Regions from separate parts of the Mus musculus genome. Here regions 1 and 3 are each linked to region 2. Evidence: chromatin loops called from intact Hi-C (ENCODE). Cell type or tissue: left cerebral cortex. All regions are shown on one strand.

Evidence for each region. Peaks named below come from ENCODE experiments on the same cell type or tissue, not always from the same donor. Only the 100,000 strongest peaks of a DNase experiment are listed, where the experiment ranks them.
Region 1: a loop joins it to region 2, with 5 times the contacts of the local background. A loop is called at or near these places in 6 of 42 quality-filtered maps.
Region 3: a loop joins it to region 2, with 5 times the contacts of the local background. A loop is called at or near these places in 2 of 42 quality-filtered maps.

What each region holds. Positions count from the first base shown.
Region 1 is chr1:41,809,571-41,812,070 of GRCm38, reverse strand. All of the region lies in intron 1 of Gm29260 (a long non-coding RNA gene), which reads right to left. Among named protein-coding and RNA genes, the nearest start is that of Gm29260, 68 kb to the right of the region's middle. In left cerebral cortex, a CTCF peak has its summit at 1,554; DNase peaks (open chromatin) are centred at 763, 1,540, 2,019 and 2,109; H3K4me3 peaks cover 913 bases; H3K27ac peaks cover 1,156 bases.
Region 2 is chr1:42,713,235-42,715,734 of GRCm38, reverse strand. The region is part of intron 1 of Gm46091 (predicted gene, 46091); the gene reads right to left. Pantr2 (POU domain, class 3, transcription factor 3 adjacent noncoding transcript 2) reads left to right here and starts at 2,281. Exons shown (of 4, transcript NR_110495.1): 1 at 2,281-2,380. In left cerebral cortex, a CTCF peak has its summit at 999; DNase peaks (open chromatin) are centred at 1,051, 1,242, 1,970 and 2,254; H3K4me3 peaks cover 1,350 bases; H3K27ac peaks cover 1,309 bases.
Region 3 is chr1:41,673,351-41,675,850 of GRCm38, reverse strand. No RefSeq gene overlaps it. Among named protein-coding and RNA genes, the nearest start is that of Gm29260, 68 kb to the left of the region's middle. In left cerebral cortex, no CTCF peak of the experiment used is centred here; DNase peaks (open chromatin) are centred at 990 and 1,431; H3K4me3 peaks cover 362 bases.

The DNA.
Region 1 (2,500 bases), 900 kb after region 2:
CCAATGCAGGTTGATTTCACAGTGTGTAAAAGGCTAATTATCTGTGAAAAGTCTGACCTCAAGTAACAGAATTACAGAAATGTTCATGCATTTTTATTTTAAATAAAACTCAAAGACATTACTTCAGCATCCTAAGGAAATCTGCATAGTCAAGGCACGAGGGAAGACATTTGAAACTTAAACAAAAATAAACTCTGTAGGGTGTGATAGTGTCTGGACATAAATGTTACTGATAGATCCAGGCACCTGAGATTACAGGAAAAAAAAACCAAACAAAAAAAAAAAAAAAAAAAAAAAACCTCATGCATCTTTTCCTACTCTCAGCACACAGCCATCATGATGGGGGGTGGGAACCTCAGTATGCGACAGAAGTAGGTTAAGTGTATTTTGTTTACTGAAGACAGGCTACCATAAAAAAGAGAAAATATTACTACTTCTTTACAGGTACCATATGTAATTCATTCTGATATAGGAATATTTATCCACTAGCAGTAATAACAAACTACAATTTTTGTCATGAAAAAAATAAATTGTATTTGCAAAAAGCAAACACATTACAGACTGTGTAAAAACGCAACATTCCCATTTTCTAGTCAGAGTTCCAATTTATTGAAGTAACAGAGCAGAAAATGCACTGACAGCTGTTACATTTTATTGCGAATTAGTATATAGGTTTTATATCCAGTGAGCAAACGCATGATACATTGTATTCCAGTAATTGCCAGTGGCTTTCAAAATGGAAACAGGATGATCTCAGTGCAATTATGCTCAGGAGAGCACACAGAACAGTCCCCAGCTCCACACTGCAATACTTTAACAATACTAACATTAAGTATATTTATTTCCTTTTAGTTTCCCCAAAATTAAAGATCAAAGAGGTCAAGCTGGATTCAAAAGCATCAGAGGTATTTTTCAACTGCTATATGTGACCCCCCTCATCCCACAGTACAATTTTTTTGATTTAAGTCCATGTAGTAGGATATTGTAGTTCAGGATTCCAGGAAGGTCAAACACCTCCTCCCTCCTCCCATCTCCTCTCTCTGGGTATATTGTATCATTATTTTACTTCTGGGATGTTTCCTCTGTTTCTCTCTTGGCCCCAGAATGTAAGGGGTTAAGAGACGTGAACAGGGTTAAGTTTTGGCATGCTTTAGGAAATGAGCTGTATGCCCCTGGACTCCTCTTTACTCAAAACAGACAGATCGTTTTAGACTCCTTTCCTGTTCTCCCCCAGTAGCTGTTCTTTCTCGCACATGACCATTAGCTACAGTCCTGGGGAAAGAGCCATTTGTTTTCATAAGTGTTAACTCGGATTTCATGGCTCGCCTTACTAATTCTTAGGACTACAGAATTACAGGTACATGCGCTGCAACCTTCTAACCACTCTTCCAGTCAGTTCTCATTTATATGAAGCAAAATTTTGCATATCCTAAGAAGTCTATTTTCCCCTGTTTTTGCAAACCTTTATAACCCACTTCAATTGCTTGGCACCTCCTCCTCTGACGCCTTCCCCACCATCCATCTCTGCTGGAGCCTTCAATAAATCCGGCTGTCTCCTCCCCTCTAGTGGTTGCCAGCCAGCCTTGCAACAGAGAAGCTGGGACTGCAGAGCTCATACATAGAGGGACACTTGTGCTCTTTTTTTTTTTTTTTTTTTTTTTTTTTTTTTTTTTGATTGAGAGAAAAGTGGGGTGGGGTGTGGGGTGGGGATAAACCCAGCAGTCTATCACCGCAGAAATAAAATTTAGCAAGCATTTAAAAGGATATTCTAGCAATGTCTACGGCTTCATCAACACCAACCTGCTGACATAGATTCGCGATCCCAGTCTGTTATTAGTGATTGAATTAATATCGTGTCACAACTTGTATCTGGTTTAATAAAAGAAACCCACGAATACAAGAAAATTGTGAAAAGCACTTAATAGGACTTTCCCCAGCCAAGGCTGGAAGGGAAATTCCATGCAGCTAGAACAACAAAGATCAAGGGCCATGCTCCTTACACCTGGCAAGGTTGTCCCAGGGCAGCTCAGGAGTCCCTTCATAGAACTCAAAGCGTGAATGCAGCATGGCCCCTGTAGAAGCCGTCATCAAAAGCAACAATAGCTACAACAGAAAACTAATGATGTTTGTCACCCTCGTGTCAGAACTGGTGGTGTAACAATAAAGAAGCCGGTGGTGCCCTTTGCCACTACAGTAGCCACTTTAAAAAATAAAATAAAACAAAAGTGATAGCTCAGCTTTCCTCGCCTCTCTCAGCTGGTTTTAACCACATAGAAATGCGCAAAGTTATCCACAAGGAAGCGACTCTGCTTAATCTTAATAAGAGATCCAAAATACTGGCCCTTCTTGCTTGCCTGCTAAAGTATTGATATCATGGATTTGTGAGTTTTAGTATTTCTAAATAAAGTATCAATTTTTTTCTCTCTACAGACACAATATACAGATAAAGTTTATTATCCCAGGTAGATTTTCTTTCACTTAATTGAAAATGAAATATTAA
Region 2 (2,500 bases):
AGTTGGCAGGGCTGGTAGAGAGCGACTAGACAAACTTAGAAAGAGAAGTTCCCACTTGGAGATGACTGACAGCTACAGAGAAAGCTGCAATGGTTAGTTTTCAGATGTCTCATGTCAGGAGTGGGCTTCCTGTGGCATCACTGCTTTTTAGTCACCCCTGTGCCATCTAATTAACACCTAACCTATACTCCTATTAGTAACCCCATTATGTTTTTTTTTTTTTTCAAAAAAGAGACTCGTTGATTCACCAAATTAGACAGTGTGGCAATCATTACTTTGGTCTGTCCTGGGCTTCTGTCTTGCAGAGAGAGTACATAGGTACCTGTTGCATCTATCACATGCCTATCACATGACGCTACCTGAGCTACACCTCCTGGCTGGGGCAGTGTGGCTTGCCCAGGACATCCAAAGGCTATTCCTGACTAATACCACTTGTGAGACTCCACTAGACTGGCCCCTCCCAAGCCCCAGGGCAGCGCTTCAGTCCACACCTTTCTCCCTGGATAAAGGCTTCAGCTCTTCTAGACCCACTGCTAGGCTAAATCTCTAGATTGCACACTTTGAAGTGGTTGCTATTACCTTTATTCTTCTGCTTCCTTCTGTCTGCAAAAGCTTAGGCTCACGGGTTTTCATTTCAGAAAACCAGCGCACCTCATGCGAATTCATGAGACTTCCCATCTCAGGCCCAAAAGAAAACCATAAAGACTTTGAATGATACCAGAACCCTATTCAGGCAGGTGTGACACCAGGGAACCTGGCAAGCAGTCCTACCAGGAGTGGAAGAGAAGGTCCAAGAAGCAGCCTACAACTGCCCCAGGGCTCTGGAAAGGTGAGCCTGCGAGAGTGGTCAAGTCTGGAGTTCTAGGGGACGAGAGTTGTGAGAGTAAGAGAAGGGAAGTCAAGGCTTGAGAGTGTGGATAGAGTTGGGGAAAGGACTCTCCGGAGCCCAGCCTGGGCACCTCACAGGTCCTAACCTCCACCCACTTTCAACTTTTTGCTGTTCCCGTTAGATGGCGCTCAAGACTTTCTAACCATTTGTGAAAGTGCTCCTGGTCCGGAACAAAAAGAGCCTTATCGAGAGAGAGAGTGTGGAGTGGGCGTGAGCGGGGGGGGGGGGGGGGGGGCTGGGGGGGGGGATGTGGGGGTGAAAGCACACCAGGGCGCGGGCGTCGCCTGGCACCAGGAGGAGCGGTCACGGGTCAGCTGGCCCCGGGCGGGGGTGCATCCCAGGCAGGGCCTCCTCCGCAGCGGGCCCAGAACTTTCTCTGCTTCCTCTTCCTTTCCCATTCCGCTTTTCTCCTGGTCCCTGCTGAGCAGTTGGCAGATGGGTTTCGGCCTCCGGAAGGCCGAGGACTGCACATCTATGCAGGCCCTCCGTGCTCTGGAAGAAAGAGGCCTGGAATTGAGCAGTGGCGCTGGGGTTCAGACCAATTCTCCCCACGAGTACCCCCACAAGGGTTCTGAGTTCTCAAGCTCCAGCTCTGCACATCAGCCATGGGACAGGTGCAGGTTTTGTTTTAGGCTCTCAAAGTGATGTTTCTAAGTTCCCCGAGTGCATGTTTCAAGCAATACAGAGCAAACTTTCTGGTCCCCGGGCGGATGACGCCTGAATGAAGTCAAACCACCGTCCTTTTAAAACTATAAAATGAAAGAAACTAATGAAAGGCCCTGGAAACCCTGAAGCATTAGATGTGACCACTTATTTTTAAATAATTATGCGACGAGTGATCGGGGCTTCCAAAGCTTTCCAAATATCTCTTCTTTCGCAGTCTCTAGGAAGTGTCTTGACTGTAGGCGAGCGGGTACTCTGATCTTTCCCTTCCCTTCCCTTCCCTGTTCGCCCAAGTGTTCAGGAGCTGTGTGCCCGGTTACCCCTAGGACCGGAGGGAGCAGACACCTTCCTTTGTGAGTCCCCCTGGCTGGGAACTTTCCCGCGCGGCGGGTTCCCCTTTAAGAAAGTAGCGATTGCTATGAATATTTAATGCGGAGCTGGAGCCCGTCGGGCCGAGGGGAGACCCGGCCCGCGCTCTGCGGCCGGGGCGTAGCTCTAGCTCATCCCCCACCAGTTCAGCCACGGTAGGATGAGGAGGATGAGGGTTTGCGGGAGGAAAAGCTTTGGAGAGATGGGGTGCGGGACTATGGAACCCGCTTGAGTCCAGTAGGCCAGCGCGGGTCATTTCCATAAGAAAGCCGCAACCCAGCTGGAGGCTGCGGTTCTTCATGGCCTCCCTGCCCCCACCATCATTGGCAGCGTGTCGCGGGCTTCTCTGCAGCCTAGATCTAGGCGACTGGTGTGGATTGGTGTTGATGAGATGTGGCTTCCAGCGTTGCCCGACTCAGACCTGTTTCCAGTCTGGATGGAGCGGACCGACTGTGTGGGGTGAGTCCAGGGTGCGGCGGAGCCAGTAAGAGTTGAGGAGAGCGCGGGGAAGCTAGTCCGTAGTGGGCACCTCGGATTAGGAAGTCCTGAGAAGTACTCTGAAGCGGGGTGTGAAGAGAG
Region 3 (2,500 bases), 1.0 Mb after region 2:
AGAGAAATATGTGTTTGTTACACCAAAGAGGTGGGTAAATCCCTGCGAACTCCCTGTCATCGCTCCAGCAGTCTGTGAAGCAAAAGAACCAAGATCTCCCTGTAGCAAAATTTGAAGATGTAATTCTTTGGTGTCAGGACGCCTCTCAAAAAGGGAAAGGAGAGAAAGCACAGCCTGCCACCACGGTGTCCCCCTCCCGTTACTCAGGATTGCTCTAGCTTGGCCACACCACTGTCTTCGAATGGCTTGCCTGTGAAGGTGGCAAGTGCCTTAGCAATAGATAAGGCTTAATGGGGATGTCACAGCCCTGCCACTGCTGAGCTGCTCTGAAAGCATGGGAGATTTTTAACATAATAATTATAGCATAATCATTTAAACATAATAATTATAACATCTTTTGTGTAAGGTCTTTCTTCCATGGAGGCTTGCCAGCATTCATCACCATCAAAAGTATTTATTTAGCACCCGAATGTGTATAGTTCTGCTGAGTGCTAGCATTTTCTTCGCTAATTTTTATAACATCTTAAATGGGTAAAGAAAAGCTGGAGGAGGAGAATTAGGAAAGAAAAGGTTAAAGAAAAGCCTTGGCTATTTTAAACCTCCTTCTAACAACTTCTGAGGAGAGAGGTGTGGAGGGACCCCGGAACCACAGAAAACTCTTTCCTATGAGAGTTATGGAAACAAAAAGACTTACTACTTAGGAATCTAAGTTTTTCCTGGAAAAGCATTAAGTAATTAATTTTTAAGAAACTTAAATGTGTTTAACATTTCCTACTTACAAATATATGAAAGAATGAGCACTTGAACTAAACATCTCTATATTCAAACGAAACTTTTAGAAGAATCTGACAAAGCGGAAGCTCTCCTGCTTGATGTTATTAAATGTTGTCTAATTTCTTCAGGGTTGGCAACGCCGTGCCAACCCCAGAGATGCTTTGGGATCTAAATGAGTTTTGTGTGAAACACTTGAATATTTTCTGTGCATACTTACATGAAAAACACACGCAGCCAATTCAAGGCAAGTAGGTTGTGGGATTATATAGATCTAGAATTATTTCCACGATTATTTTCACACCACAGCTTACACATATGTTGAAAAGTCTATTGTAGGATATACAGTATTTTGAAAATCCCAGAAGGACTGGAAAATAAAGTGTAGATATTTTGCAAAATACTTAACCAAATGGTTCACACAAATATAGAAGCAAACTGCACGCTTGGAGATTCCCTTTTAGACCCTCTTCACTCAGCTTTAACATATGTGTCCTACTTTTTTAAAATACCGAAAATATTTGCAAGTATGTTTATTGAAATGTTTCTAAATTCTTTGCAGTAGTCACCCCATTTACATCCATACATAATTCCCACTCCTTTTTGTGTGCATGGCGAGTGTGGGGTGGAAAAACTCAGATAATTATATCTTTACGAGTTTGTAACATTTTAAATTTCCAAAGGAAAATTAGACCCATAATTTTTTTTCAGATGTGCAGCTGAGAAATACTTTTTTAAATCGCTAATTTCACTGCAGATTAACACATTCAGTTCTGCCAAAAATCTGCCTGCTCCCATCCTTCCTCAGCTGAGCCAGCCACTCTCTCCCCTGACACACTCCGCTCTGATGTCTTGTAAGAGGGAAAACAAAAACCAAAACCAAAACAATAAAAAACAAAACCTTTTATTCCAAGGAAGAGAAGAGATGGGAAGTTGATCGTTTTTTAAGCTTTCGAAATTTGCTTTTCTTAAATAGCAGAAGAAACAAATGAAAATTAATTAAAGAATCATTTAATTGAGTAATAAATGATAATGCATTTCTATTACATATGTTCCCAGCCCAACAAATTCACTGTGTAAAACGCGGGTTTTGTTCAGAGTGGTATTCTTTTTACTGCTAAATGCATCCCCCTCCATTTCAAATCAGGAAATATGATTTACAAAAAAATTACAATTAACATTTTAGATCTTCATTATTTGTAAAGTAACATGAAAACAGCAACCAAAAGAAACAAAATAGTACTATAATATAAAATAATCAACATTTAAAAAGTTACTTTTTCCATTGAAATGTAAAATGTGGAAACTAAGTATATTACACATTGTACCAGTGTCTGATATAAATTGTATGTTTATGGGAGTATACAGTCTATAGTATAGTTTTGATATTAGCATGGCTTCTATTATGTTACATACAAGTATACAAATTTTATACAACATATGTTTATATATATATATATATATATATATATATATATATATATATGCATGTATATAATGTATATATAAACACAGATAAATAGATTACATATATAAGCATTGTGTAGCGTCTGTGTGTGTTTGTATGTTTGTATGGTGTGGTGTGTGGGTGTGCATGTGTGTTTGTGGGGTGTGGTGTGTGTATGCGTTACTTGGGCTTTCTCCATGGCAGAGGTGGCTGTAGTTCCTGCATTGTGAAGGAGAATTATGGCAGGGCATTGAAGCAATTGTTTGTGATATGCATTTCTCC